Linked DNA regions of Homo sapiens: region 2 is linked to region 1. Evidence: chromatin loops called from intact Hi-C (ENCODE). Cell type or tissue: endothelial cell of umbilical vein. All regions are shown on one strand. Each heading gives the region's core, and the rest is flanking DNA. Links, peaks and the distances in the headings are about the cores only.

What was found. Hi-C counts contacts between places; a loop is a spot of excess contacts. Peaks named below come from ENCODE experiments on the same cell type or tissue, not always from the same donor. Only the 100,000 strongest peaks of a DNase experiment are listed, where the experiment ranks them.
Region 2: it touches region 1 in a loop (5-fold over the local background); 3 of 110 quality-filtered maps call a loop at or near these places.

Annotation. Positions count from the first base shown.
Region 1 is chr1:232,002,701-232,019,076 of GRCh38, reverse strand. It overlaps DISC1 (DISC1 scaffold protein), which reads right to left. Exons shown (of 13, transcript NM_018662.3): 11 at 10,028-10,292. TSNAX-DISC1 (TSNAX-DISC1 readthrough (NMD candidate)) reads right to left here. Exons shown (of 16, transcript NR_028393.1): 14 at 10,028-10,292. Among named protein-coding and RNA genes, the nearest start is that of DISC1-IT1, 85 kb to the right of the region's middle. In endothelial cell of umbilical vein, for the core only: no CTCF peak of the experiment used is centred there; a DNase peak (open chromatin) is centred at 5,986; H3K27ac peaks cover 1,849 bases.
Region 2 is chr1:231,916,739-231,931,618 of GRCh38, reverse strand. All of the region lies in intron 9 of DISC1 (DISC1 scaffold protein), which reads right to left. The region is part of intron 12 of TSNAX-DISC1 (TSNAX-DISC1 readthrough (NMD candidate)); the gene reads right to left. It overlaps DISC1-IT1 (DISC1 intronic transcript 1), which reads right to left and starts at 5,785. Exons shown (of 4, transcript NR_126441.1): 1 at 5,669-5,785. In endothelial cell of umbilical vein, for the core only: no CTCF peak of the experiment used is centred there; a DNase peak (open chromatin) is centred at 12,138; H3K27ac peaks cover 942 bases.

The DNA of each region.
Region 1 (16,376 bases), core at 3,995-8,994:
CTCATAAAAGGTGCTCAGTAATGCTTATTGAAGTAATGAATGGAGACTCCTGTATCTTATGAGAACTTGGAAGAAGCTATGCTGTTTTTCAGACTACACTTCCAAGAGATCATTTCACCCAAGTATAAAGAGCCAGGAAGGAAAACCAACAAGAAGAACCTTTCTGGATGCTGAGCACATGCCTTTGCCTCAGTGCAGCCAAGAACAGCCTTATCTGGGATAATTTTCTTGCCACAGGGACAGCCATGGGGTCCTGGGGCTCTCCACAGTACTGCTGTACACACATGGCTTTTATTGGCCTCCAATAAAGCCCTACCATCTTCCCTGCTGTCCCTCCACACGGGTATGATTCAGTAGCACCGACTCAGCCAGGCAATATTTCAAATATAATTTGCTTAACTCACCTCATGATCAAAACCCGTAGGCCTGAATGTTTGGGCAGAAATTTTCAGCTGTGTTGAATTAGAGCTGATGTCAAATTTCTGTCCTGCTCACCCAACTCAGGGAGCATGATTTAAAAACAGAAAATAGGATTTCCTTTGTTGGGCAGGATTTTCCCATTAAAGTGACTTTCAAAAAACATTTTTCTATAAAAGTGTATACCCAGAAAAGCATTCAGTTGCTAGCCTGAGCAGATGTCTAAACCACATGCCCCAGTAGAAGAACAGTCACAAATTCCATGACCAGGGTCTCCAAGGACATTTTTACTCAGTTATAGTTCCCATAAACAAGGCTTAAGTCTTTCCCTATGACATGTGGAAGATACCAACATTTAAAATTTTAGAACTGGAGCTTATATTCAAAGGGTAGGGAATATATTATGAAATAATAATGGTTGTTTTGATAAGAGAAAGTATCTGGTAACAATATCTCATCAGGCTGTATCTAGAGTGATGAGGAAATCATATTTATTATTTCTATTCTGAATAGAAAATACCTTTGGAAAAGGAAACTGTTTAAGTTAAATTGCTAGGTAGGCAGGTACTACTGTGGCTGCCAATTCTACTTAGGAAAAGCTTCCACACCTAACAGAGCATACATTTGCAGAAATGTTATCATCAATGGAGATTTGCCACAAATTTGAGCAGACGGGTTACACCTTGGGTTGAGTCACTGGATCAAGATGATTTAAATAGTCTATTTCTTAAAATGCTGTCAAGAGTTATTCTAAAGGGAGGGGCTATGTGAAGTCTGTAAGAGTGTGAAGAAATAGAATAAGAAAAATCTCCAAACTGAAGTAACAAGTACTGCTAGGATTCTAAGATTAATCTGAGAAAACAGGCAGTTACCCTTTAGGTCTCTCTTTCAGACATTGTGCTGGGGGCTGTGCAGAGAAGTCATCAGTTACTTCCACCCTTGCTAGGGATCAGTGGTGCAGGGGAGGGGTTAGTACCTGTAGCTCTAGCATGAACCTCCACCTTGGATACGGTACTCTTTGCCGTGACTCAACTGCTTACCCAGATCCTTATTTCCTTCGGCTGTGTAATAAGGCATCAGCAATACCTATCCACAAAAGTACATTTGCCTATCCACAAAAATATTTAATTCCTGCAGTGAAAGTCACAGGCTACACAGTAAAAAAAAAAAAAAAAAAAAGGACAGGTGTTCCCTTATGGCCATCAAGCCAACTGTTTACATATTTTACATATTTTGGGGCTATAGCAGTATTTAAGTTTTTTAAAAAAATTTAAAACATAAAATTGAACACAGCACACATACATGCTTACAAGCCAAAAACGCTACTTGAGCCTCATAATGGTTGTTACATTGTCAAGTCTCACTCCTTCTCCTCTGGCTTGAGGTAAACCAGATGTGATTACCCCCATCCATGAGCTTAGCTGATGCATCAAACTATTTCCTTAGTTTAGTATTAAAATCACTGCCTTAAATATGTTCCTTTGGGCTGTTTTCCAAAATACATGCTTGGTAAATACATTTCAGGAATGCGATATGGTTTTGTCTTTCTTTTTAAAATATTATCTACAAAAAGAATATTTACTTCAAACAAATGCCTGCCCACAACACAAAGAATATATTTCACATGTATTTGACATAGATTTTATGGTGTTTGTCTTTTCATATAAATGCCGAGTTCTACAGTCGTGTAAATGCCAATAAGCAGAGAGGCAAAATTGAGACATTAAGGGTATATCTTTATTACTCTATCTGATACGAGTATTCATCCACATATTCAAATTATACGGTTACTCCCTGAGTAACTGCGTATTTCTTTTAAAAGCATCCAGATGTCGTCAGTGGTAAAGAAAGCATCTGAAATATTTAGATCTCTTTAGGTCAGAGCAAGCAATGAATTGTCTTCAAGTATCTGCATGCTTGTTTTGAAGGTGGCTCGGAGAAACAAGCTCTAAATAAAAGTAATTAACAGAACCAAACAAATTGTTAGAAGAAGAAATTGCTTGCTAATTGGCATATGTTAATTGGCCTGTGGTTTCTAGTTTACTTGAAGGGCAACCTTTGAAAAGCTACAGTTTATATTACACGATCATGCAAGAGGATGTGAACTGCTTTTCTTTAAGCACACTGAGTTTGATAGTCAAATCTGAATAAAACCAGACTTCATTAGAACCCTCTGAGAAAATAATCCATTTGAATCCAAAATGAGATTCATGGCACCGGCTAGTACCTAGATACAGTCCCTTTAATAAAAGGATTCAGATTCTGGGGATAGGGACATCCAACCCTAAGGCCCTTTTGTATAAGAAAATAAAAATGAAAAGTGGTTTGAGGGATTCCTTTTAAGGGAATGTGTTCTTTGAGCTAAGAAATATTGAACTGTAAAGGGAAACTATGAAGACAGAATCAAATCCCAAACTCCATCCATGTTCACTTTATAGTAAAACAAATTTGAACTCTAAGTGTTTCACTGTAAACTGTGCAACTATTAAGACTACCATAGTTACTGTTTTTAAATGTCAGCGTTTAATCCTGGTTCTGGATGTCACCCCTTCCAAGTGAGAGCTTGCTTCCCACCCTAAAGTCTCAGGCACCCCTGTAGTTTGCTGGAAAGAGATAGAGATGCTATGGTTGGTGGTATCTACTCTTTCCCTCAAAAGGCACTCAGACAAAGAAGAGCAAAGGACCACTCTTCTTTTCTCTCACTATTACCCAAGCTTGTTGGCCTGAGGTTCCTAATCATATGAGCAAAATAAGATCTGCTCTGCCATAATCAATGGTTCCAGGAAATACCTGGGGGCCGGGTGGAGGAGGGGGTGTGGAATGACCAATGGCTGGCAAAGCAGAAACACCAGCATATTCAGAATGGAAGGCATTAAACGATTCACTGAAAAAGGCAGTGCAGTAAGTCTTGGGTAGAGGTAAGATAATTTCACACAGGAGCTTCATGGAACTCCAGTGTTCATCTCCTGCCTGCTCCTAGTTAGGAAGGGCAGGAATAGCTCACGACCAGCTTATGGGGGGACCGGAAGCTCCTGGGGAGTGGAAGCTCTTGACTTTAACTGCCCTGGCTGCCCAGTGGTGGGGAAATCAAATGCACTGTAGCTGTGATGAGGGGGCAGGGTGCTATCTGATTTTCCACATTACAAAAATTCTCAGCTACTCCCAGGACACCACTGAGGATTCATTGGATAACACCTCCTCTGTTACAAACGCAGAAAATGAGTCCTTGCCATTCAGGCAGACGCCATCCTGCTATCGATCCCTCAGACTGCACCAGTGAATGACAAGGAATTTCCAAGGTGAACGGCGTCACCAAGAGCCCTGAGGTTGTTTTCCTCAGAAGCGCTGAACTATTTTTAATTAGTGGAAAAAGGGCCACCGTGAGGCCCTGGAGCATGGAGCAAGGTTCCACCATATTCCGAAAGAAGGAGAAGCCAGCAGATCAGAGGAGTCCCCTTCCTTCCCTTGGGCAGGTGAAGGAGGCTGACAAGCTGATGACAGTAATTAACTGAGAGAACAAGCAGGAGCCAGCTCACTGAACAGAAGAAACACCTCTCTTAGCCACCTGCCAGCTTGTCCCTGGACTCTGCTTTCTCTCTCAAATTCAGTGGCCAGGGCCAGGCCAGGGGCAGGGTCCTGGTAAGCCTGCGCAGTTCTGTTTCTATTGGTCAAGTTGCATTTGTTTCTTCACTTCTGTAGGCCAGTTATATTTAAATATCCTAATTATACAATCTAAATAAATACTATGTAGAGCGATGAAATATTAATGTGAAAACAAGTGCTTGTTTCCATAAAAAGCAAGCTGGAAACCTTGGAAAGATTCAATAACATTTAAGAGAGAGGGGGAGGCTGAGAATTGTTTTGCAAGTGCTCTTAACGTTTCCAGCCCACTTTAAAGACACCAAAAGTGGAAACTGTTAATGATGCATGATAGGTGAGGTTTACACAACGAGGGTCATGTGAAAAGCCAATCAGCAGGCTCTACAAACAGAAATACTTGGTCCTATATCGAATGAATAGCAAATGAGAGGGCATGTTTTCAGCTAGAAACAAAAAGGTTTAAAATACGCATGCATCATCTTTTATGACTCTCTGTCTTTTCTGACTTTTTAATTAACCAACCAATTACCAACCCTGGTTGCATCCTGGTTGCTTCTACTGCTCTGCTCTTGGGAAAGATGGCTGGGTTTGCAAAACTTCAAAATGTAGTGGAGATAGAAGTTTTCTTCATGTCCTAGCTCTTTGCTTTCTCCCCAAAGACATTAAACAAAAAGAGCAAAACCAGCTGATGGGTAAGTGAACATTTTTCCCTTGTCAGTTCTTTTCAAAAGTGGGAGAGATATCAAGAGATCACACATTTAGGGATGTGCTCCTTGGAGAGTCAAAGTGAGTTTCCAGCTGTCCCAGGGCCAGTAAGTGTCAGAGAAGAGAAAGAATCAGATCTGCACCCATTATGGCTGAAGAGGAAGCACTTTTGCCCAATAAAGACATTTCTAGATATAGAAATCAGTTTAAGACAAGGAGGACAAACATCTTCATTGTGGATCACCTTTTCCAGCTTTTTTTATGTGAAATTGAGTAAAAAGGAATGGAGATATTTATGTTGTGGCTCACAGTATGATACCCCTAAGTGTGACACTTTGGTATGCCTGAGTACTTTGAACCAAAGGAGATTGGAAGGCCTCAGAAGCAAGATCTCTCTGCCTTCTCTTGCCCTCCCCTCTCACACTCCTTTTTCTCCCTGGATGCAAGCCATAGAAACCAGAATTCCTCTTCCTCAAAGCCAGTCTTAGAAACTAGGACTCCTCTCCCTCAAAGCAAACATAAAACCTAGAAAGGTCACTCTCTTCCTTCTCCCTTGAAGGCCCTCCATTTAGAGGAGTCCGGCCCCATACCCAAGAGGAATAAATACTATGCAGAGCGTCCAAGAAGAATCTGAACAGACAGGGCTTGCTGGTCCGCTCACCCCCCAGTCTATAACCATTAGATCATACCCATTTTGTCCAATCACATTCCTTCATAGCTGACTATTCTGCATTAAATCTGAGCATAAAAATAGTTTTTCCTGGGTCTTTGGGTCTTCATTTCTGAAGCCTCCTGTGCCATGTAAAACTCTGATTAAATAAATGTGTTATGTTTTTCTCGTTAACTTGTTTTTGTTATAGGAGTGTTAGCCCTTAATGATGGCTGAGGAAAGGTATCACACCTTTCCACCCGTAAACTTAAAATGCTTTTTGAAGACCTCAATCTGAACAAATGAGGCTACCTGGTTGCGTTGTGTCTTATTGCTAATTCCGTTCACTGCAGCTGTGTTCACACACTGGCTACTCACATACTGCACGCAATGACTCAACATTGCCAGGTCCTCTTTTGGCCTCTTTGGTGAGAGCTACTGGCTCAGAAAGGAAGCAGCTGGGATGAGAAGTCTGGGAGAGTGGTACTGTCCAGGGAGCCCATTATGTAGAAAAAGCAATGGAAACAGAAAGCACCCCGCAGGCTAGGTTGCAGACAGGAAAGAAAAAAATTACGCAGGTATTATGGCCAGAACAGCCCGTACAAAAGAGCCACTTCACAGCGGAGGAAGCCTGGCTCACTGATTTCCCTGGCTCCTGTCTGGCCCCCATTCAATTTCTGTAACATCTACGAACCAGGGCCAACAGCAGCTGATAGTTTCCAGAGTCCTCAGAAAGGCTTGGAGGAGAGCTGTCATGAAACTGGAAAAGAAAAGGGCTCTTACAATTCGAGGAAGTTCATGCTAAGATTGGCACTGAGCCCTGTTGCTGACTTCCTCTGTAACAAAGTCCAAAGCAAATTGCTTCACCTTAATGGGCCCAGCTGTAAAATGGGGGAATGGTGCTCAGCAGCCTGGCAAGGACCGTAGACCCAGGAAGGTGTCGATCAACGACAAAGCCCTTGTGATAACAAAGTATCACCAGAATGCACATCACCACGTTGGCCAGATAAGCACGGGAAAGGCTTTGAAAACTCATCTTCCTGTGGACCTCTATAAGAAGTCAGTAATTTTTCATGGAAGATTTGGGTCAAAAAGAAATTGACTGCCTTCAGGGCATCAAGCTTCAGTAGAGAAACCAGTATAGGATGGTCAGACCCAGCACGGAGTTCTAAAGCAAAACCAACCCAGAGCTGCAAAGCGAATAGACATTTTAGCCACAGGATAAATGCAAAGTACCCAGACTTCAATGGCTCCCGGAAAACACAGGCAGGAAAACAAAAGCACCTTCCTAATGAGGCCCTTGTTATCATTTCCCCATACCTTCTGTAGTCTAAAATCCTGGACCCGAATACAAACGGGAGTTTTCCTTCGTTAAACCTTTCTCTGACTGGGTATCTTCCACTAACTCATTGCTCATGTCTACTTCTTGACAAAAAGTGAGTATATTATACATGTAAAGGAAAATGTAACAATCTCAAGCACCCCCAAACTCCTTATGCAAAAGGGAAAGTTAAGCCTGGAGACTGAGTCATACAAACAAATAGCTGTTGCTAGCATTATGCATGCAAAAAGCATTTTAGAGATGCTTGTGACTGCCAGAAAGAGTGATAGAAACAAAAGTTAACACAAATTAGCCTCTACTAGGTATGCGTCTCTCACTTCGTGATGCATCCTTTTATTTAAATCTTCATCACAGCTTCATGAGATAGTTTTCATTATCCTCTTATGTCGTGGTGGTGTTTTTCTTAACAGATGTGGAGATGCGGCCTGTAAGAGGCCTAACTGAGGATCACGGCAGACTCAGACTCAAGCCTTGTGCTCTTTCCAGCAGGCCACACTGCGTTTTGATAGCCCTGAGACAAAAGCACTGACTCAAACATCTATAGCCCGGTTTTTAAATAGGTAGACATTTAAAAAAACTTTTTAAAATAATTGTTATAAAGTCATACACAGTAAAATTCACTCTTTCTGATGTAAAATTATGGATTTAGACATACACACAGTCACGTAACTACCACCACAATCAAGAGAGAGAATACTTCTATCAACCGCCCCCAACTTCCACGCACCAAATTCCTTCCTGTTGCTCTTGTAATGAGTCCCTTCCCCTTTCCTGGCAACAATTTATCTGTTTTCTGGCCCCATAATTTTGCCGTTCTCAGAAAACATTGTCTTAAAATCCATGGCACTCATGAATTCAGAGAACGGCTGCCCTCTCTGTGAAAATAAATCCAGCACTGCGATACAGGAACAGGGAAATGATACTGAAAGCCAGCAAAAGCTGTAAGGTCCCCTCTAAAGCACCCACTCACCCCCAAGAAAGCAACAAATAAATGTAGGACATCCTCAGCATTTCAATTGGTGGAGAGGATCTGGGAGGCTTTCTGGGGGACCCCTGGAGCACCCAAACAGCAGCCACCACAGGACCTAGGATAAGGCTCCACTCTTTTTTCATCCTTGACCCCAAGCTTCCTATTTTTCAACAAATATAGCTCTGTGTTCTTATAGCCAGATAGTGAAATTGACAGGTGCTTATAATGCTATGCAGGAAAACGAATCCTCCTATGCCTGGGAAAGTCTGTCCCCAGAGAACCTGGAGGGCTCAGGGCTCAGTGGGCAGGGCAGAGAAGGAGGGAGAAAGGGAGGGAGAGAGTGATGGGGTTCAGAATACACTACCCCAAAATATGGCACCTTGGCATTTGAGGAACAGCAGAAGCAGGAAAGTCTCTCTGACCTTCTGCAGCCATTCTTTCCTGAAGCAGGCCATAAATAATTATCTGACCTTCCTCTAAAGTAGATTATAACACCCTCATCTTTAAAGTGTACAACCTATACCCAAAGGAAAGGAGTATCCTTATCTCTGAAGACACAGGGATGCAGCGAAGAATCCGAGCAAACAGGCCTTGCTAAGCTCCCCCCAGTTTATTGCCATTAAATCATACTCCTTTTGTCCAATTATACTTCTCCACATCTGTCTGCTATTCTTCAAACTTAAGCATAAAAATACACTGGTTTCTGTTGCTTTGGGTCTTCATTTTTGCAGGCTCCTGTGTCATGTAAATTTTATATTAAGCACATTTGTACATTTTTCTCTTGTTACTCTGTCTGTATAGGTGCCTCAGCTGAGAACCTTTAGATGGGTAAAGGAAAGATATTCATTTTTCTCCGCTACAGGAGAAAGGGATCTCTGCTGAATCAGTCCTGGCCTCCAGCAGAATCAATGACCCAGGGACTCCATCACATACCTGGCATGGCTTCTGACTGCCCCACACCGAGCTCCTCCTGGTAGCTCACTTTGGAAAGCCAGACACACCTTCAAAGACTCATTCCCAGAGCCTGCAGTTTCTTCCACCCAGGAATAAACCCTTGCTTAGGTGGCACTTCCCTCCACCCCAGAATATTCTTTCAAGCCATCCACTTGCAGCAGGTGGTAACTTTTCAACACCTCTACCCAGAGCATTGGAGACCAGGCTTTGCTGGAGGATTCCACCTGTAGCACCTGGGTTAACAAACGAGTTCAGATGTCTATAAATTAACGTAGAGCCTGTGACTGGGCCAGCAAGGATGCAGAGTGACAGTGGTTGCTTTCTTATAAGACCATGGAATCCAAATATAGGATCAAGGATCGATTTTCTAAGCAGTCCAGAGGCAGTGACTAAGAACACAAATGTCTGCTCTCTGAAGGCCATGGTCCTGCAGATGGGATGTGAGACTGGCAGGGCTGGCCTGGGGAGGTGGCAATTTCCCCACCCACCAGTGGTGAGTCCTGGCAAAGACCCAGGGAGGAAGCACAGCTAACATCTAACATCAACCATGAGACTTGAAAGCCATGTGTCAAGTTCCTCCAGCCTCTCCATGCTATTTCCTTTCCACACTCACAACACCTGTGAACCTGGGCCAACAAAGAGCTCTGAAGACTCAGGTCATGGCACTGAAATCAGGAAAAACTTCCTAGGGCCTTTTTATGGAAAAGACTCTTGTTAGGGTGGGAGGAGGAAAGTGAGGAGTGGAAGGGGAAGGGAGAGAGGAAAGAGGGGAGAGAAAAAGAAAGTTAAATAAAACCATATTTTAATTTGTAATACATATATCTCAGGCCAAACTTTAGTTGTGTTTATGAAAGAAGAACATTATAAACATTCATTATGATCTGGTTTTGGTAAAAACAATTAATGGGATAAATACATATATTTGAATGTTTCATTCAAATAAATAATAATATATTGTAATATATAGATTCTAAATATATAAACATCATATATGACATACAATACATAATGTATAGTATATATGTTAAATATCATGTATGGCATATATAATCTATAGTGAATATAATAACTATATTATATATGACATATATAATGTATGCTATATATGGTAATTCTATATTAGACTGCATATTCTAATTCTAGCCACTAAATTAGAATGAAAATGGAACTAAATATGCCAAAAGTTGGGTTTTTTTGCTCTTCTATATTTCAAACTTCTACAAAAATTCTACTTTATTTTGTAATCATATTCAAGAGTTATTGAAACTTTTAAAAGTTTATATGCTCAATGGGAAGCCTTCCCAATATTTATTGTTCCCATTTGGAGCATGGTCCCAAAGCACCCCTTAGAATAAGGGTCCCCTCTGGAGGCCATGTGAAAAGGACAGACCTCTTTCTGTTCACCTCCAGCACAGTGCAGAGAGGGGATGAGGTGAGTCTTCCATTCTTCCAATACCTTCAAAGGGGTCTTCCTTTTATCCTCGGAGTGGAGCCTGGGGGGAATAGGAGGAGCAGCTCCCTCTAAGTCATCCATCTGCCTCTCATCTTCTACAGACAGGCTTCCCCTGGCTTCCTGGAGCTGTAGGCTCTGGATAAGCAATCGACAAGCTTCCAAGTCAGCTTCCCACACTTTCCCAAGCAGTGGACACTTGCAGCTGAGACAGAGAGGAAACAAAGGCATAAAAATGAACTCAGTGATGTTTCATCATACCAAGTCGATAGCTTGTCTACCTGGCTAAAAGTCAGCTGGTCATCTTATACTTGATGACTTAATTTCACAGTGATAAATTATTTCAACTAGAAGATTCATCAGAGGGACCAAATTTGCACACCATCAAGTCACCATGAAATGTGCTGGTCCTTAGCTGCTTGGTCTGCAAAGGCATCCAAAATCCTATGTATTTTTCCAGACTCAGCAGCCCAATACAACACAGTTTCTGCTCATATATGTGTTACCAGCCCTACTGACTTGCTTTGAATCCTCAGACCTGTCCAACTCTTCCAGGCTAGATCAACTCTCTCTGTCCATTCTCCATCAACACACATATAACCAGGCCTTCATCTGACTAAATCATATTATCTTCAGAACTCGGCTTAAATAACCTTTTTGGGAGAAACATTCCCTGCCTTCCAACTGGAAAATATGATGGATCTCTTAGCATTTTTTACTTTTATTTCAGAGTATTTATGACAATTCTAATTATTTATGTGATTATTGTTTTCTTTTCCCTGAGGGCAGAGCTTGTAACTATGTTGTTCTCCACTCTATTGCTAGACTCTATTGTATTAGTCTGTTTTCATTCTGCTAAAAAGAACTGCCCAAGACTCGTTAATTTACAAAGGAAAGAGGTTTAATTGACTCACAGTTCAGTGTGGCTGGGGAGGCCTCAAGAAACTGACAATCATGGCAGAAGGTGAAGGGGAAGCAAGGCACCTTCTTCACATGGTGGCAGGAAGGAGAAGTGCAGAACGCAGGGGGAAAGAGCCCTTTATAAAGCCACCAGATCTCATGAGAACTCACTATCCTGGGAACAGCACTGGGGAAACTGCCCCCATGATTCAATTACCTACACCTGGTCTCTCCCTTAACATTTGGGGATTATGGGGATTACAATTCAAGATGAAATTTGGGTGGGGACACAAAGCCTAACCATATCATTTCACCCCAGCCCCTCTCAAATCTCAAGTCCCTTTCAAATTTCAAAACCAATCATGCTTTTCCAACAGTACCCCAAAGTTTTAATCCATTCCAGCATTAGCCCAAAATTCCAAGTCCAAAATCTAATCTGAGACAAAGTAAGTCTCTTCCACCTAGGAGCCTGTAAAATCAAAAGCAAGTTAGTTACTTCCAAGATACATTAGGGGTACAGGCATTGGATAAATGCTCCATCCCAAATGGGAGAAACTGGCCAAAACAAAGGGGCTACAGGCCCCACGCAACTCCAAATTCCAGCTGGGCAGTCAAATCTTAAAGATCTGAAATGATCTCCTTTGACTCCATGTCTCAGAACCAGGTCATGCTGATGCAAGAGATGGGTTCCTATGGTCTTGGACAGCTCCACCCCTATGGCTTTGCAGGGTACAGTCCCCCTCCTGGCTGCTTTCACGGGCTAGCACTGAGTGTCTGCAGCTTTTCCAGGTGCATGGTGCAAGCTATCAGTGGATCTACCATTCTGGGGTCTGAAGGTTGGTGGCCCTCTTCTCACAGCTCCACTAGGCAGTGCCCCAGTGGGGACTCAGTGTGGGGGCTCTGACCCCACATTTCCCTTCCACACTGCTCTAGCAGAGGTTCTCCATGAGTGCTCCACCCCTGCAGCAAACTTCTGCCTGGAAATCCAGGCGTTTCCATACATCCTCTGAAATCTAGGCAGAGGTTCCCAAACCTCAATTCTTGACTTCTGTGCACTCACAGGTCCAACACCACATGTAAGCCTCCAAGGCTTGGGGCTTGGACCCTCTGAAGCAACAGGCTGAGCTGTACGTTGGCCCCTTTTAGCCATGTGTGGGACAGAGGGCACCAAGTCCTGAGACTGCACAAAGCTGCAAGGCCCTGGGCACAGCCTACAAAACCATATTTTCCTCCTAGGTCTCCAGGCCTGTAATGGGAGGGGCTGCCATGAAGACCTCTGACATGCCCTAGAGACATTTTCTCCATTGTCTTGGGGATTAACATTTGGTTGCTTGTTACTTATGCAAATTTCTGCAGCCAGCTTGAATTTCTCCTCAGAAAATGGAATTTTCTTTTCTACTGTATCATCAGGCTGTGAATTTTCTAAAATTTTATGCCCTGCTTCCCTTTTAAACATAAGTTCCAATTACACATCATCTCTTCATGAATGCATAAAAATGCACTGCTTTAAGAGCACCCAAGTCTCGTCTTGAATGCTTTGCTGCTTAGACATTTCTTCCACTAGATACCCTAAATCACCTCTCTCAAGTTCAAAGTTCCCGAGATCTCTAGGGCTGGGGCAAAATGCTGCCCATCTCTTTGCTAAAACATAACAAGAGTCCCCTTTGCTCCAGTTCCCAACAAGTTCCTCATCTCCATCTGATACCACCTCAGCCTGGACTTCATTATCCATATCACTATCAGCATTTTGGTCAAAGCCATTCAACAAGTCTCTAGGAAGTTACAAACTTTCCCACATCTTCCTGTCTTCTTCTGAGCCCTCCAAACAGTTCCAACCTCTGCCTGTTACCCGGTTCCAAGTCTCTTTCACATTTTTGGGTCTTTATGGCATCTTCAACATGGATCATGAACTCAAATATATAGCATGCCCAGCACGCAATGTAAATGTGTGGAGCAGGGAAGGGATGATATAAACCATGACAACTAATATTCAGCCTCAGTGGTAGAAGATAATAGAAAGGAGTGACTGTGGCTAGTTGGGAGTACATATCCCTGTATATGGAGCACATCAACAACTCATCAGCTCAGGCACACTGAAACTATGAGGAATGTAAATTCAATGTTGACAAAATTTTGACTTTTTTTTGGAAAACCAAAATCAGGAATTTTCAATGAAAATATATATTTTCTCCCATCCAGACAGCTTCATGCTAGATATTTTCTACAGACCTATCTTCCATTTAATAACCCTTCCTTCTACTGTCTCGAATCTGCTGTTCAATCCACTATTGTGTTCTAAGTTTCAGATACTTTTAATTTGATTTTCTTTTATATATTCCAGTTCTCTGTCAAAATTCTCCATCATGTTCCCTATTTTTTTGGACATATTAATTAACATTCTCTCAAAGCCCATGTCCATAAATGATGAGATCGGAAGGATAAAGAAGGAATTAGGCAGAAGTAATATTAGAAGAGATTATCAGCTAAGAATATCATGTATTGACAAAGAACATCAAACCACACATTTAGGAAACACTACAACTCAAAATAGGAAAAGATCAAAGAAAACACATACCTAGGCCCATCATAATGAAACTTCTAAAATCAAAGACAGAACAAAACTCTTAAAAGCAGTGAGAGAAAAGAAAGGCACATTAACTTCAAAGGAACAAAAATATGGATGACAGAAGTGGTGAAAGCTAGGAGACAATAAAACATCTTTAAAATGCTGAAAGAAATTAACTGGCAATCTAGAACTATGCAATTATTTGAATTTTCTTCAAAAATAAAAGTAAAATAGGCTAGGCATGGTGGCTCATAATGTGAGAGGCATAATGGGACTTCTTGTGTACAAGAAGTATTTTATTTCTTGATGGTGAGGATTCCATGAGTGAAAAATCATCAAGCAGTACATTCATGATGTATGTATTTTATGTCTATGCCAATATAAAATAACAAAAAGAGAAAGAAAATATAATAAGAAAAGGAGGAAAGGAGGAAGGGAGGAGGGAGGGAGGGAGGGAGAGAGGGAAGGAAGGAAGGAAGGATGGAGGGAGGGAGTGAGGGAGGGAGAGAGGGAAGGAAGGAAGGAAAGAAGAGAAGAAGGATGGAAGGAAGGGAAGAAGGAAGGAAGGAAGGAAGGAAAGGAAGAAGGATGGAAGGAAGGGAAGAAGGAAGGAAGGAAAGAAGGAAGGAAGGAAGGAAGGGAGGGAGGGAGGGAGGCAGGGAGGGAGGGAGGGAGAGATGGAGCGAGGGAGGGAGGGAATAGATTTTCTGAGCGATGCACTGGAGCAGGAGTGCAGGAATGGGGTCTGGTCCATACTAGAAACAACAGTCCTCAGTTGGGGGCACTTTGGTATTTTTCATTTTCCTAATTTTAGCCAATCTAATAGGTAAAAGGTGGGATCTCGTTTGAAGTTGTATTTCTCCACTATTCTGTGAATTATCTTTTCATATTCATTGCCTATTTGCTTCTTTCTCGGGTTCCCTATCATTTTCCCAAGGGTTTTGTTGAAGGAGACATTTTATTACCACTTCAGTATCTTTAACTTTTACATTCTATTCAAGTTTTCCATTTATTCTTCTGCCATTTTAATATTTTATATCCTTTATATAAATTAATCCTTTTTTAATGAATTTCAAATGTATTGTTACATGTTTGTTCATATTTTTAAAAAGTATTTAAAAAATTACTTGTTCGTAGATCTCCTTTTCAGTATGTGTTTTACTTATTCTTTTTCTGATTTATCTTATTCAGTCTTATCAAAGGTTTGCTATCTTATTACTCCTTTCAAAGAACTAATTTTTCCTTTGTTAATCTTCATATTGATCTTTGTTCACTATTTCATTGATTTGTTCTTATCTTATATTTCCATTTTCCCCATTTCTTTGGATTTATTATCTTACTTTTTATTAGCTTCTGTAAACACTTAACTCATTTGTTTTCTTTTTCATATTTTCCTCTTTTGAAATTTTAATGTTATAATAAGCATATTTAAAGCTCTTAATTTTTGTCTGAGTAATATTTTAACCATGTCCAATATATGTTTATTTAAATTTTTAATTATTAAATATTTTAAATATACAGAAAAATATGGAAAATAATTTAACAAACACTTGTGGGCCTATCACAAAATCTATCAATTTGAAATATTTTTCTGTAATTGCATTATATATATTTTTAGAATTTACAGCATTGTTGTCCAGCAGATTTGACAGACAGCCTTTTCATTATCTTTCCTAATGGTTCCCTTGTTAATTCAAGGGCTGTATAGTGATATGTTTTTTCGTTTCTAAATAGAATAAATTTTTTTCACCTCCCTTTTTGTTAGATTAATATCTAATTTTATTGCATACTGGTTGAGAATTAACTCTATAAAATTATCTGAGGGTTCTCCTATCACCTAGTACTTCATTGATTTTTGTAAATTTTCCATATATGTCCAAAAAGAATGAGCATTGTGTTCACTGAATGGAAAGTGAAGGCATATTATGTTATTAAAATCTTTATATATTTGTTTTTCTTGTTGTTTGCTTCATCTATGAGTTTCTGAAATGAGTGTTTTAAATTTCCAACTATAATTCTTGATTCTTCTATTTCCTCCCATAGTTTTATTGGTTGTTTTATGAGTCTCAGATTATGATGTTAGATACCTAGGGGTTCCAATCATTAAATTTTCTAACTGCTTCTTTTCTGTATGTGACAATTTTCATTGTTGATGATATTTTAGCCTTAAAGCCTAAATTGTCTGATACTAAAATTGTTATTCCAACACTCTTTTAATTCAAATTTACCCAGCTTATCTTTTTACCATTCTATGTTTTCAGTTTATTTGCATATTTTTAAAATGACTCCAACATAAAACATTTGCTGAATTGTATAAAACCCATTCTAAGATTTTATCTTTGGATTGCTGGTTTTAACCCATGTACTCTCATTACTGTGTAATTATTGGTGTTTTCTCATTGATTTTAGCCAAGTCTTTCAATTAAAAAAATTCCCTTCTTTTTTTCTATTTTTCTTTTTCTTTTTATTAAATTCACATACAATTGTAAGAAAGAGTATAGAGAGATCTCATGTACCTTTACCCAGTTCTTCATAATGGTAACACTTTGCAAAACAGTAGTGCAATATCATGCCAGAGTATTGACATTGATAAAATCCACTGATCTTCGTCAGAGTTCCCCTTGTGTGTGTGTTTTCATAGTTTTATGTGATTTTATCACTTATGTAAGTTCAGGTACCCCTTACCACATTCAAGATACAGAACAATTCAATTATCACATGAATCTCCATGTTCTCTTTTATAACCACACCTGCCTACGTCCCATGCCTCCCCCTCTCTAGTCCCTGGAGACCACTAAGTCTGTTACTACTTTTTAAAATGTT
Region 2 (14,880 bases), core at 9,371-14,370, 93 kb after region 1:
ATGGTAGGTCCTCAAAGGATGATAGGGTCATCATGTGTCAGAACAGCACACATATTCTGTGCTCACACTTCTTAGCAGACTGGTTCATTCATTCACTCACTCATTCACTCAGTGAGTCCACAAATATTTATTGACCCTGCCAGGAACCAGTGAGTCAAGTTAAAATTTTATACGCAAACCCTCTCTAGGTCAGTATGTCATAAGTAAGTCCCTAGGGCATCTCCCGGTACATGGGCATGCCAACACAAATGCACCAGAACAGTAAGTTGCTGTGCAGACTCACCCATACATCCACCTAAGGTTAGAGAAATTCCTGCCAAGCCCAGGTCCAGGGTGAGTCAAGGGCTCTGAACACCACTGACTCAGAGAAGTCAAGCCTGGTGTAGCTTCTTTCGTATTAACGACCACCAGGAAATCAGGATGACCTTAAAGCACAGGTGGTCCTGCTCCCCTCTGGTCAACTAAGAACTACCTCCATCTCCTGGAGGTCCTTCCAGGACTAAACATGACCCCAGGACTTGGCCAGAGTGGGTCTTGAAGACAATGTCTAGTTTGGTAACAAACATATAGAAGTGGACCAAAAGCAGAATGACTAGAACAGAAGGACATGCCCAGCCTTGAGTGTATCAGTTGAGCTGCAGAAAAGGTCATGAATGGCTGCTTAAGTGCATGTAAGGAGCTAAGAGTCAATCCCAAATGGTAGCCTGGCTTCTGGGCCTCCACCCACACCTCTGCTCACAGATGGACCCCAGAAACTAGACTTGCATCTGGCTTGTAATCTTGTACATCTAGTCTCCAAGCCATCAGCTCTGCAGGTATTCTGTTTTCCTTTAGCCAAACAGCTGCAGCGAACTAGATAGCATTGAGTTTGCACCCATCTATGTTGATGGGTGCTTTGTCCTTGAGTATCTTGAAATGCTTCCCCAGCTGCCCCCTGCTCAGGAATATGAAGTCATAGATAATGGTTAGGATCTCAGATCAGTCACAAAACCCTTTTTAGAGGCTATGTGAGCCATATGGGGTAGAGGTTTGGAGGGCTGCTCCAGAGGCTCCCACTGCCTGGCTTGAATCCTGACTGTCACTTCCAGGCAGGAGACTGTGGGCAACAGACTTAACATCACTGTGCCAACATCATTTAATGCAAAGTGAAATTAAATAAAAATGATGGCAGCCACCTCTCACAGTTAGGGTAAAGATTAGATAAGTTTAATGTGTACAAAGCACTTAGAGCGATCCCTGGCACACGTAAACAAATGCACAGGAAATGTTAGGGTGAAAAGAACTCTGAGGCAGAAGCCCATCGACCCTCCCACTGCATCGGGCTACCCTGTGAACTCCGTGTGCGTCCCTGAGCCCACTAAACTTCCCTGACCTCACATCTCTCATCTGCACAACGCAAGGGTTAAAGGACAGGATCTCTAAGCGCCTTCCAATTCAAAAATCAAAGAAAAATAATAAGGGGAACATTTTCTGAAACTCTCTATTAAATAAATGCTTTTCTTTTTGAGTGATGCCTGTTAGTGAGAGCCTGGTTGATCCCAAAGCCCTTGCTTGTATCAGGTCCCAGGGGTTTTCGGGCCATCTCTCACTCCAGGCTTGATGTCCAGGGCTAACAGGGTCAATCCCACGCTACCTGCAGCTGGCACCATGGCCCCTGTGTCACCCAGGCTCCTAGTGTCATATTAGCAGCCAGGTTTGAGCAGCTCCTGCAATCCCTCACCCCTTAACTACTACAAAGCCTGGGGGACATCAGAAGTACAGCTCTCCTTCAACAACAACAATGGTGGAGTGTCCTCCTTTCAAACAACTTTTTCTTGTCAGTCTCAAAAGAAAACCAGGATTACCCTTCATTTGTTTCTTTCTTCCTATCTGGTTGTTAATCCTTCAAAAGCCCCTTTTCTGTCCCCTAAACTCCTTGAGCCACAGTGGGCTTCATGACCCAAATTAACTACAGAACAGTCTGCAAAAATCATCTGTTTGCTTGTCCAGAGCACCTTCCCCATAGCATTTTCCAAGAAAGGCTGATGACTTGCATATTTAAAGAGCAGGCTTGTCTGTGCTTGAAGCTGCGGCCGTGCTCTGAGGCAGCGCAGTGCCATGAGGGCTCATTAAGCCTGGGAAAAATAACAGCACAGCGGCAGACTAATAGACGACAGCATGAATGATTCAAGCCGTTTTCGGCGTCTCAGGGTTAAAAATACATTCCTTTGGCTGTGAGATTGTGTATTGTGAACAAGACTACTCAGGGACAGGATTTCCATATTTTGTCAGGAGTGGGGGAGGTGAGTAGGAGAGGAAGGATGAAAAGAACAATAATGCTACTTGAGGTTGCCTCCATGAAGAGCTAACTATCCTAAATATATCTGCACCCAATACAGGAGCACCCAGATTCATAAAGCAAGTTCTTAGAGACCTACAAAGAGACTTAGGCTCCCACACAACAATAGTGGGAGATTTTAACATCCCACCGTCAATATTAGACAGATCAACAAGACAGAAAATTAACAAGGATATTCAGGACTTCAACTCAGCTCTGGACCAAGCAGACGCAATAGACATCTACAGAACTCTCCACCCCAAATCCACAGAATATACATTCTTCTCAGCACCACATCGCACTTATTCTAAAATTGACCACATAATTGGAAGTAAAACACTCCTCAGCAAATGCAAAAGAACGGAAATCATAACAAACTGTCTCTCAGACCACAGTGCAATCAAATTAGAACTCAGGATTAAGAAACTCACTCAAAACCGCACAACTACATGGAAACTGAACAACCTGGTCCTGTATGATTACTGGGTAAATAACAAAATTAAGGCAGGAATAAATAAGTTCTTTGAAACCAATGAGAACAAAGTCACAACATTGTAGAATCCCTGGGACACAGCTGAAGCAGTGTTTAGAAGGAAATTTATAGCACTAAATGCCCACAGGACAAAGTGGGAAAGATCTCAAATCGACACCCTAACATCAAAATAAAAAGGACTAGAGAAGCAAGAGCAAATAAATTCAAAAGTTAGCAGAGGACGAGAAGTAAATAAGATCAGAGCAGAACTGAAGGAGATAAGAGACACGAAAAACCCTTCAAAAAAATCAATGAGTCCAGGAGCTGGTTTTTTGAAAAGATTAACAAAATAGATAGACCGCTAGCTAGACTAATAAAGAAGAAAAGAGAGAAGAATCAAGCTTGCACATTTCAAACGTAGGTGGGCACAGCCTTCCATACTGAGGATGCCTATGCAGAAAATAACCAAAAATCATCTCCTGCTGTCACTGCCCTTTCACTGACACTGCTTACTGAAAAGCCCCCCAACAGGACAAGAACATTATATTGAGAAACACTGTGTAGAACATTTGTTTAAATATCATGTCATCCCTATCTTTCTATGTGCCTTGCCTCTCCAGTTTTAATAGCTGAGAGCAGAAATCAAGTCTGATACTTTGTCCTTTTCTATGCCTTTCAGGGCCCTTCACTGAATGGGTGTTTGCTCTAAATTAATGGAATAAACACCAGAATGGGATGTTAGGGAGACTATAGAATAAATCTCTCAAGAAAAGTTTCCTAAATCAGAGTGCATGCTCACTTTGTAGGGTGGCTTGGATACAGGTCCACAGGAGAACTGCTGAAGGGAGTTCCTAGGTCCAAGTAGACAATGCACATCCCACCCTGGAATTGCAAAAGACAGAGTGGCCTGGCGGGGCAGCCCTCTGGAACTATAGCATCAACTTGTGGTGAGACAATGGCAAGGGGTCCAGCCAGGTATAGGTGTTGGGAGACACTTGAGCCTGCTCCGAAAAGGTCCTGATCAAGGGGGTCCAGCATTTGGAAACTAGTTCGTGGGCTCCTTGCCTATCTCCTTTGTTGCATAAAAATCCACGTGCCTAGCTCTCGTCGCATTTTATCAGGGCCCTTTACTTACTTGTGTGTCCTCTCCATCAATGACTTCCTTCGTATTCCAAGTACTTGGCATGGTTCCTGGCAAAGCATGGTTACCCATAAATAGAACACAATGAAGGGCAACCCAGGAGCAGGGAATGTTGGCAAGGTAGGCAGGTGGATGAGGGGTTTCAGGGAAGGATGGCTTTCACAAAGAGAGAACTACATGACACAGGAGAGTAATATGGAGTCCGCAATTCTTGAAGCATTGTACACATTACCAAGGCAGAATTTGATACCAGAACATGATAAAGGTCCAGCTACTCCAGCTACTCTGGGAAGAAATGAGGTCTTGGGAAGTTGAAGCATCAGGCTATGCAGAAATCTACAAATAACAAAAAATAACCTGATGATCCTGCTTTTTAGTGTTCTTAACCTAGAAATGTGTGAGAGTGCCTCATGCTTTGGGTCAGGATTGGTGTTAGGCTTGTAAGCCAATACATGGCTATAAATGGAAATTGCATGGCCACAGGGGTGGAAACCCAAACAGGGAATGAGAATGCTGAGCCTCTCCATCCTCTGTGACTCAAAGAAAAAGGGATTCGCCTTTCTAGTTGGAGAGCAACTAGTTGGAAGGACAATCCCTATACTATCACCATCCCCAAAGGCTTTGTGAGTGGGTTACAGAAAAGCACTGCAGCCAAAACTCTCACCACAGTGAAAGCCACGGTACCTAGAAAGCATCATTGGACTATCTGGAATTCTAAGTAAAAATTCCAGGAGGCCAATAGCCTTCTGAGAAAAATACATGAAGTGATGAAGACAATGCTTCCTCCCCTTGGGAAAATCTCATTCCTCAAATCTGGCCTTCCTTAAAGGAGGTCACAAAGGGAGCATGAGAAGTGAATTCACATTTGAGCCCTCTCTCCACCTAAGCTTTTAGTCCTTAGATTTAGTGGAGGAATAAATCTCTGCCCTTGCCTTTAAATTCAAGGAGCTTCCCTTCTCTTTTGTTCCCTGAGCTTGTCTTCTATTGCTTGTAAAAGTGCTATTACTGCCTCATCCTCCCTTTCAGGCTGATCTATTAATATCTGGACTCAAAGTAGCCACTGAAAATGTCAATTCATCCCTGTAGTGGATCAGGTACAGATATGACAGCCTGGGACCAGTCACCAAGTTTATAGAAATGGTGAGTCACAACAGCTACATCTCTAGATCCAAATGTCCTGTGCCTTAAGTACAGCAAGTTGTTCTGGTGAAAGAATGCACAATGAAGACAGGCTTCTGGGAAGAGCCTTTGTTCCTGCCATAACTGACGTTGCAATACTTGATCTGGCATTGTGAGTCTTCCTTTCCAGAATTTTGTATATTATACAAAATATTACACATGGATAACACACTAGTTTTTTTTACGTAAACCCACTTTTGATAGGGTTTTGAACTGTAGACACTCTATTGATCCCAAAGGTATTAATTTGCTTATTCCATAATAAGCTTTCTGTTCTCTTAAGTCTATCCACAAATGGGATATGTAGAAGAGCTTTTACTTTTTCACCAAGTTCATTTTCAGTACGTTAACTGAGAGCAACAATCTTGGGTTGAAAATATTCATAGAAATGGAATAACTAATTCTCTTCAGGAACACATAGTTCCATGCTGATAATCACCACAGTGGCAGCCAATTGCTAGCACTGAGTGTTTATTATGGGTGAGATATGGAATTAGTTGCCTAATGCTGCTATGACAAAGTATCGAAAACTGGGTGGCTTAAAACTACAGAAACTTACTCCGTCATTGTCCCAGCAGCCAGAAATCCAAAGTCAAGGTGTTAGTCCAGTGGGTTCCTTCTGAGGCTCTGAGGGAGAATCTTTTCCGTGCCTCTCTCCCAGCTTCTGGTGGTTGTCAGCAACCCGTAGCATGCCTTGGCTTGAGATGCCTCACTACTGTCTCCGCCTCCATCTTCATATGTCATTCCCCTCTGTGTGTCTGTGTCTCATATCTCCCACTCCTTTCTCATAAAAAATACTAATCATTGGATTTCAGGGCCCATCCTAAATCAAGGATGATCTTATCTCAAGATCCATAAATCTGCAAAGATCTTATAATCCAAGAATGGTCACATTCACAGGTATCAGGGGTTAGGATTTGGACTTATCATTGGTGGGGATACAATTTACCCCATTACAGGCTTAATAGGAGGCATGTTACATGTGTTGTCACCAGTGGAGGGGAAGCTCTGAGGTCATCTTGTCCCACACTTTCATGACCTGTGAACATCTGGGTAATATCCCTGGTAGCAGCCATTCAGCTGCACTTGACTCTCTGCAGTACAAGGGAACTCTGAATTCTGTGACAGAAGCCATTCCAGCCCCAGTCCACTCTAGTGGTTCTAAAACCTTCCTGAGTGCACAGCATCACCATGCAGGTGGTAGTTCTGTCATCATCGTCACCGTTTTTCAGATGAAGAAACGAAGGTTTGGAGTCAGATGTGACTTTCTAAGATCATGCAAGCAGTGAGCAAGCCTTGAAATCCTGTGTTCGGGTTGGGGCCCGTATTTTTAACTGTATGCCATTCTGATTTAGCAAGAAGAGGATAGGGGAGCAGCCAAAAGTTTCCAGATGAATTCTTCAGTCCCTCAGTAGCACCATAAACACGAACCTCTAAGTGCAGAATCACCTTGCCACACCCAGTGCAATTTTGCCCTCACCTTATCCATAAGACAAATGCTGGTGCTAGGTCAATAACTGGAACAAAAGAATCATTTAAAAAAAAAAAAAAAAAGGCCGGGCGCAGTGACTCACGCCTGTAATCCCAGCACTTTGGGAGGCCAAGGCAGGCAGATCACGAGGTCAGGAGATCGAGACCAGCCTGGCTAACATGGTGAAACCCCGTCTCTACTAAAAATACAAAAAATTAGCCAGGCATGGTGGCAGGCGCCTGTAATCCCAGCTACTCAGGAGGCTGAGGCAGGAGAATGGCGTGAACCCGGGAGGTGGAGGTTGCAGTGAGCAGAGATCATGCCACTGCACTCCAGCCTGGGCGACAGAGTGAGACTCCATCTCAAAAAAAAAAAAAAAATTGTTGCAAATGTCCATATGTTGCAACATCATGGGCAGTAACTTCACTCTTCAGAATAGCCAGAGAACTCCTATCTCTAAAGGAGAATCAGGATTCTCAGTATCACCGGATCTTTTCTTGCCTTGAATTGTTCACATGACCACATTATCCTCATTTCACCCACACAGATACATTCACACCCACCCCCAACACACTCTGCTGAACATCGCACAAAGGCTTCAATAGATTTTCCAGGAGAAATATTTTTGTCCCGTAACTATGGCACTCATATGTGCCTTCTTTGACAAGAAAGCCCCTTCCACTTCCGGTTCCAACATCATGAACAAACACACAGCCTCCTTTGTATGTACAGCTGTTCGTGCTCGGCCACAAAGGGCCCAGGAGCAATACATGGGGACTGTCCTCCCAAGAACAGATGGGACCCGCAAAGGAGGCAGGCTTTACCCTGTGCCTTTCTTTTCCAGGATGCATTCCTTTGATTGATGGTTGCCTGTATTCACTGGGGAAAAAGTTCATCTTTTTCACTTTAGATGTATTTATACGACAAGCTCTTTAAATTCTGTGATTCAATCATTACTGAGCTTTCAGGGAAAATATAGCGATGTTGAAATAAGCGACCCTTAAGCCCATAATACAGAAGAGAACAAGTAAAGGAACACAGCAGGACTTGTCAAATGAATGCAAATGAATGCTCCGTTGTACAACTTCAGAAACCGAGCACATAGCCCCTAAGCTCCCATCACGCCTCCTCTGGTGGAAACAATTCTCTGGCCCAAAAACGAAGCTGTTCAGAAGCAGAATTCTTGTTTCTGGTTCTCAGGCTACTCCAGTTGGCACCATTCTATGCCATATACAAAGGCGCCACAGGAGGATCTTGAAAGCCACAGCGCTAACTTTCAGCATCTCCTCTGCATGATGGAACACATGGAATCACACACATCCTAACAAAAACCAAGTCTCAGCAGAGACGTGTTCTTGGGAATAAGCCCTAGGAAACAGCGTCAGCGTGCCTTGTGCAGGGTGAGTCTGAAAGTGTGCAAGTGTTTGTGAGAGGTCTTTAGCGTGGAAGCCCATACTGGGTGAGGTAATATCCGCCTACGGCAATCAGTGACTAAGGATTCCTTTCTAGGCCCCAAGGCAAAATGTTGCAGAATAAAAAGAAAGAGAAGGCCAGTTTTTGAAACAAAATTTAAACTGGCAGCAGCCTCGAACACCTGGTAAATGGGTAAGCTGGAAGGGAGGGCACTGAGGGCAACTGGACAGGGCCCCAGGGAGCTCAAGTCCAAGATTTTACTACCTGCCAGGAGGGCTCAGCGAAAACGGATTTCTTTTTCTTTTTGTTTTTTTTTTTGGTTTTTTTTGTTTTGTTTTTGAGACAGAGTCTTGCTCTGTTGCGTAGGCTGGAGTGCAGTGGCGTGATCTTGACTCACTGCAACCTCTGCCTCCCCAGTTCAAACGATTCTCCTGCCTCAGCCTCCAGAGTAGCTGGGATTACAGACGCATGCCACCACACCCAGCTAACTTTTTTTTTGTGTGTGTGTTTTTAGTAGAGACGGGGTTTCACCATGTTAGCCAGGATGGTCTTAATGTCCTGACCTCATGATCTGCCCGCCTCGGCCTCCCACAGTGCTGGGATTGCAGGCGTGAGCCACCACGCCTGGCTCAGACTTCTTTTTTGAATCAGTATAGGTATGTTAAAACCATTTTGGCTGTTTTAAATGTATAAATATTGCATTTTCTCAAGTTGGGAGTTTGTGGCTTTAGTTCTCAGTGCCACTCAATGATGTTTAGAGGTTGAATTTTCTAAGTGAGGTGAAAACACAGAAGGTGCTCTGAGGAGCGCCTGCTGGAGAGCATCCTTCCTTCCTGGGGGAGCTGGGCTCAAAAGGCCAGCTGGAAGGGTATCTCACCTGGAACCCAGAGGGAGGGTGCACTCACCAGGACGTGTCCCCCTCCAGCCCTCCAGGGTTATCCTGGCTGGCCTGGAGGGCTGGGTGGGGTCACTCTCCTGCCTCAGTGATTCCCAAATGCATCACTGTGCACCCTGTGTTCCATCCAGAAGCACCACCCCACAGGCAGCCATCTAGCCAAGTGGTTAGGACAACTATTCCCACTGGAATCAGGATGTCCCAATGCCAAGCCCTGCTCTGCTGCTTGCCAGACATACCCCCTTGGATGAATGTACCTTATCTGTGCCTCACATTCTTCATCTGTGAAAGGGAATAATGTTAGGACAAGCTTCGTGGGCTCAGTGTGAGGATTAAATGCAACAATACAAGTAAAAACTGGAGACTAGTACCTGGAACACAGTAAGCAGTTCATACGTGTTAGCAACTATTGCTCTCTTTCTGCCATGAAAACTGCTCTGCAGCTCGACATCTAAGACAAGGTGCATGTCTGTCAGATGCTAGATATTTCATAGCAGGAGCTGTAAGTGCAATATTTCCTTTACCTCTCATGGTGATTCCATGGAGAAGGCATTCATGCTATTCTTTAGTCACGGATGAGGAAACTGAGACTGAAGGTATGTGACTTGCCCAAAGTGCATGGCAGAATCAGGATTCACCCAAATTCCCAAGCCTCAGGGACAGTTTTAGGTGGCCGCATTCTATTAACCTCAATCATGTAGAAATTATCCACTAACTGGCTTTCTCTGAGTGATAGAAAAAGCAAAAAGGCAGATGGTGATCAAAGGGTAAAAAGTTTCAGTTATGCAAGATGAATAAATTCTGGAGATCTATTGCAGAGCATGGTGACTCTATGTAATAACAATGTGTCATATACTTGAAAACTGCCCAAAGAGTAGATCTCAAGGGTTCTCATCACACTCCAAAAAAAAAAAAAAAAAAAGGTAACTAGTGAGGTGATAGACATGTTAGTTAGCTGGATTGTGGTAATCATTACACAACATATGCATACATCAAATCATCACATTTTATACTGTAAATACTTAAAATTTTTATTTGTCCAGCATACCTCAATAAAGCTGGGGAGAGGAGCAGAAAGGGCAAATAGAAATAATTTGAAATAGGACACAAGTAGCCAGTGAGGATCCCAACTTGTTTCTTTAAGTTGACTTTTTGAAGAATCCAATCATTTCACATATTATAAATATATTCATAATATAAAAGTATGATATCATAAAATTATAATCATAATATGATTTGCTCTGTAAGTGCTGTAATAAGCGTGAATTTACCAGAATAAAATGGAAAAGAGGCAGGTCAAAAGGAAGGGTCAGTATCTCTATCACCCTTCCCAAACTGAGAACAAATTGAAGCTGACTGACACATTTAGGGTATGTAGATGTTATGGTGCCCACATTTTTCCATGTGCTCTTCACTGTGCTGGAAGTCTTGGAAGTCATATGTAAGTTGCATGGGAAGGTATGACCACGGTCCTTGGAGCCCTGAGCCAGTGCCCAAGCAAAGAAAGCAGTCCAGCTGGCCGGGTGCAGTGGCTCACGCCTATAATCCCAGCACTTTGGGAGGCCGAGGCGGGCAGATCACGAGGTCAGGAGATTGAGACTACCCTGGCCCACATGGTGAAACCCCGTCTCTACTAAAATACAAAAAAAAAAAAAAATTAGCCAGGCTTGGTGGCGCATGCCTGTAGTCCCAGCTACTTGGGAGGCTGAGGCAGGGGAATCGCTTGAACCCAGGAGGTGGAGGCTGCAGTGAGCCGAGATCACGCCACTGCACTCCAGCCTGGGTGACAGAGTAAGACTCCATCTCAAAAAAAAAAAAAAAAAAATAGCAGTTCAGTCCTAGGGCAGTGGTTCTCAACCAGGTAGCATTACCCAATAAAATAAAACACAACTTGCCCAGTTAACTTGAACATCAGATAAACAATGAATAATTTTTTAGTATAAAAGTATGTACTAAAATTACATGGGACATATTTACACTAAAAAATTATTCCTATGCACCAGTGGTCATAGCAGCATCGTTCACAATAGCCAAATGCGGGAAGCAACCCAAATGTCCATCTATGGATGAACGGATGAAGGAGATGTGGTTCATTCACACAGTGGAATGTTATTCAGCCTTAAGAAGGAAGGAAGTTCTGACATGCGCTGCAACACAGACAAACCTTAAGGACGTTACACTAAGTGAAATAAGACAGACACAAAAGGGCAAATACTGTATGATTCTACTTACATGAGATACCCAGAAGAGTCAAATGCATAGAGCCAGAAAGGAGAACGGAGGTTGCCAGGGGCTGGGAGAGGGGAGGATGGGGACTTAGTGTTTAATGGGGACAGAGTTTCAGCTAGCAAAGATAAGAAAGTTCTGGAGATGAATGGTGATGATGTTTGCACAACAATGTGAATGTCCTTAATGACACTGACCACTTACAAATTTTAGCCACTTAAAAATGGCTAAAATGGTAAGTCTTATATTCTGTGCATTTTACCACAATAAAAACAATTTGTATGGTTTATCTGAAATTCAAATTTAACTAGGCACGCTGTGTTTTCATTTGTTAACTCTGGCAGCCCTATATCCCCAAGGGACATCTGGCAAGGTCTGGAGACATTTTTGATTGTCACAACTGAGAGTGGGGGAGGGGAGGCACTAGCATCTAGTACGTAGAGCCCTGGGTGCTGCTAAACCTCTTACGATGCGCGGGACACCCCCTACAGCAAAGAGGTGTCTGGTCTAAAACGTCAATAGTGTCAAGGCTGAGAAGCTCTGCCCGAGAGAGGCAACAGGGAAACCCTCACATGATTTTCCCTAAGACCAAAAAATTTTAATTTAAGCCACTGACTGCAAATGACAGATGTCAACAGGAAAACACAAGTATACAGATCTGATTTGTATCAAGGCACACCTGAAATTATTTGTAATCATTTTGCCTATTATTTTAATACACAAAATTCTGTGCATAAAACCATATTCTGTGTATAAACAAGTGTATTGTGAGACCACAATAGCTATTACACATAGCTAAAAATAGCAGCCCTAACAGAACTCATTTTGGCTGAGCCTGATACAGATTAAGAGCTTATCAGAAAAAAGGTCTTTCTGTCCAGTCTCAGCCTCAGTATACTCGGTGAGGCACTATAGCCACAAAAATAAAATTAGGAGATTAAACATGAATTTAAACCAAATCCCCACAGCAAAGTTCCCTGACCGGGCCAGAAAGACATACACTTAGACTGCTGTGACAAAAACATCCACAGGAAAGCCAGCGTGCCTGGGAGAAACTCAGCTACGCCCATTTGACCTGACATTCACTTACTAAACCTTTTAAGCATTGGAGGAAAAAGAAATCCACCCAAAACTTGAAAGCAAGCATGGTAAAGTCTTAAACCTGTTTTTGACTATTACAGCTGATAACACAAATGAATGGTGTTTCATTAATGCTGACTTAAGAATCAAAGTCAGAGTAGCAGCTTATTGTCAAAGCTGTTTTAAGAACAACAACAAAACAAGATTAGTGCCACTGAGCTGGTATAAATTATACTCGTGATCTGTCAAGAAAAATCAATCAGTGAGGACAAAACTGGTATTTTCTGCTTCTTAAAAACCATCAGGTTTCATCCATCAACGAAGACTTTGAGTGCAACCAAACAGGTAAAATATGAGGGAAAACAAATGATGGATGAGTTAAGCACTAGGACTGGAAAATTATAAATTCTTAAAATTGAGGAGCTTCATGGAAGGTTATACTTGGAAACTTCTTTACAGAAAAACTCTATTGCATAGGGAATGGAATGTAGCAAACACATACAGAGGAAAGGAAACCTAGAACCAAAATTAGGTCACAAAAGAATATTTGCAACTGTGGTTTCCGGAGGTGGGCGCTGGTGCACGAAGCCTTCCAGGTATGAAACTTTGCCTTTGTTTTCTTCTCACTTCCCTCACGTTCCTTCCTTCCCCCCATGTCTCTTCCTTCCTGCTGGGCTTGTTCTCACAGCCCTTGCAAGCATGCAAAGAGTCACTAAAAATACTGAGGAATCCTCAGAGCAAAAGAGATATTTTTCTCCTAACTGAGAGTACTACAAGATAATTGCAGGTGAAATACAAAGTTTAAAACCATCTTCAGATTTCACAAGTGTTGTATTCCAAAATAATGTTCTATAACCAGTTACTTGCAAATGCACATCTAACACAGACATGTTGTATGCACACAGGCACCGTGAGGGCTGCCATCTCATTTAATTGGAATGCAACCATCAACAAGGTCCTCCTACCTCAAACACAACCCACAACCAGGAACTAAATCTGAAAGGCTTCTTGGAGACCAACAAAGAGGTCAGAGAGTGTATGTATGAACGTTATTGATAGGCTACCATTCAGCTCTGAGTCTATCCTCTGTAATCTCACATGAAATTCCAAATCATCTTGGTTCTCTCATCTCTAAGATCCTAACAGATGAAAACAAACAAATTAAAGTAGGAAAAAGCTGAAACAGAGAGAAACACTGCTTGCTGGCACAAATATAGCTCATAGCCTGGAAGGAAGGGACAGGAGAGAAAAGGGAAAATGACGAAGAGCCGGCACAACCTAAAACACCACAGTCCCTGCGGCCTTCTAACTAAGGGGCCACAGCCACACACCACTCCACAGACCCTGAGGATATGACTGTGAGGACAAAGTCATGAACATGCATCAGATGTTCTAGTTCCAATGCTAATTTTTGCTGTTTTAGTGTTTGTAGTGTAACTACAAGCCATTTAGCCTCCCTCAACCTCAGCTTCTTCAATCATAAAATGAAGATAGTCAAGTTGCCTTTCCAGATCTCCACGTTGAATATGAAAGCAGTCTAAGAACTAAAGTGTGATAACATGTACAGGTGAAGAATGTTATTTAATTAATAATCAGTAGACGTACTATTTACCCTAAGTAATAAAGAAGAGGCTAGATTATAGTCCATGTCCAGAGGTTAGATTATGTCCTTTAAGGCGGGGAAGAACAGTGAGGGGCAGGCTCTCTGCCCATCTTGGGGTCAGCTGCCATGCTCGCCCCACTCCTGCCCCATCGCTGGCTTCCTCTAGCATGCAGTGTGCTGGAGGAGACAGCCCACAAGATCCAGAGCAGGAAGGAACTGTCAGTCCTGGCGCTCACTCGTTCTATGTAGCCTTGGAAAGTGAACATAGCTCTCCTAACTTCACTTTTCCTCATTATAAAAATGCCTGCCTATGTGATTCTTAATTGTACATTATTATATTTGGAGCCATTGATACTACATAAAGCATCTGAAGACTCTAAAACACTCCCCAAATATAAGAGTGATCGCTTCGCTTCATATTATTCAAGGCATAAGGCAATAGCACATACCTGGATTCTCTTTATGGAAAGTAAGATATAATGCATTCGGCGAGAATGAAATACACTCCTCAAATTTGATTGCATCTCGATAGAAGAGAATGCCTTTCAAACAATCTGAATTATTTAGTAATGCCGCAGGGAAAAGGTAGGAGGATTGTTCAGCAAGTATGTTAGAGAAATGAGTCCTTCAGGAAGTGGAAGGAGCATTGGAATCCTAATATTTCCAACACTTAAGGTTTTTAAAATTTTGTTTTTAATGGTTTAATGACAAGGTATCTGTATTTTAACATTATGATAATTCCTTACAAATTTTCCATTTCCATTTCTATGTCGTACCCCGAAAGAGGGTGTAGATGGCCCAACTAGTTACTAAGAAAGGGCATTTTGGAGACAATGGAATCCACATAAAAAGTAAATCCTATAAAGATGCCAACAGAGTTTATAACTGGAGAGGAGGAGCTCAAGGGACAAGATCCCAGCAGGGAAGGTTTCTAGGTGCACAGAAACTTACCTGCCCAAAGACCCATCCAAATGACAGTGCTTGGCCAGGTAGGTGTCACACAGGAATAAACTTGTCCAACAAAGTTTAGCCACTGGAGCCAAACTGAATTTATCTTCTCAAGGAGAATAAACTCATTGTGCA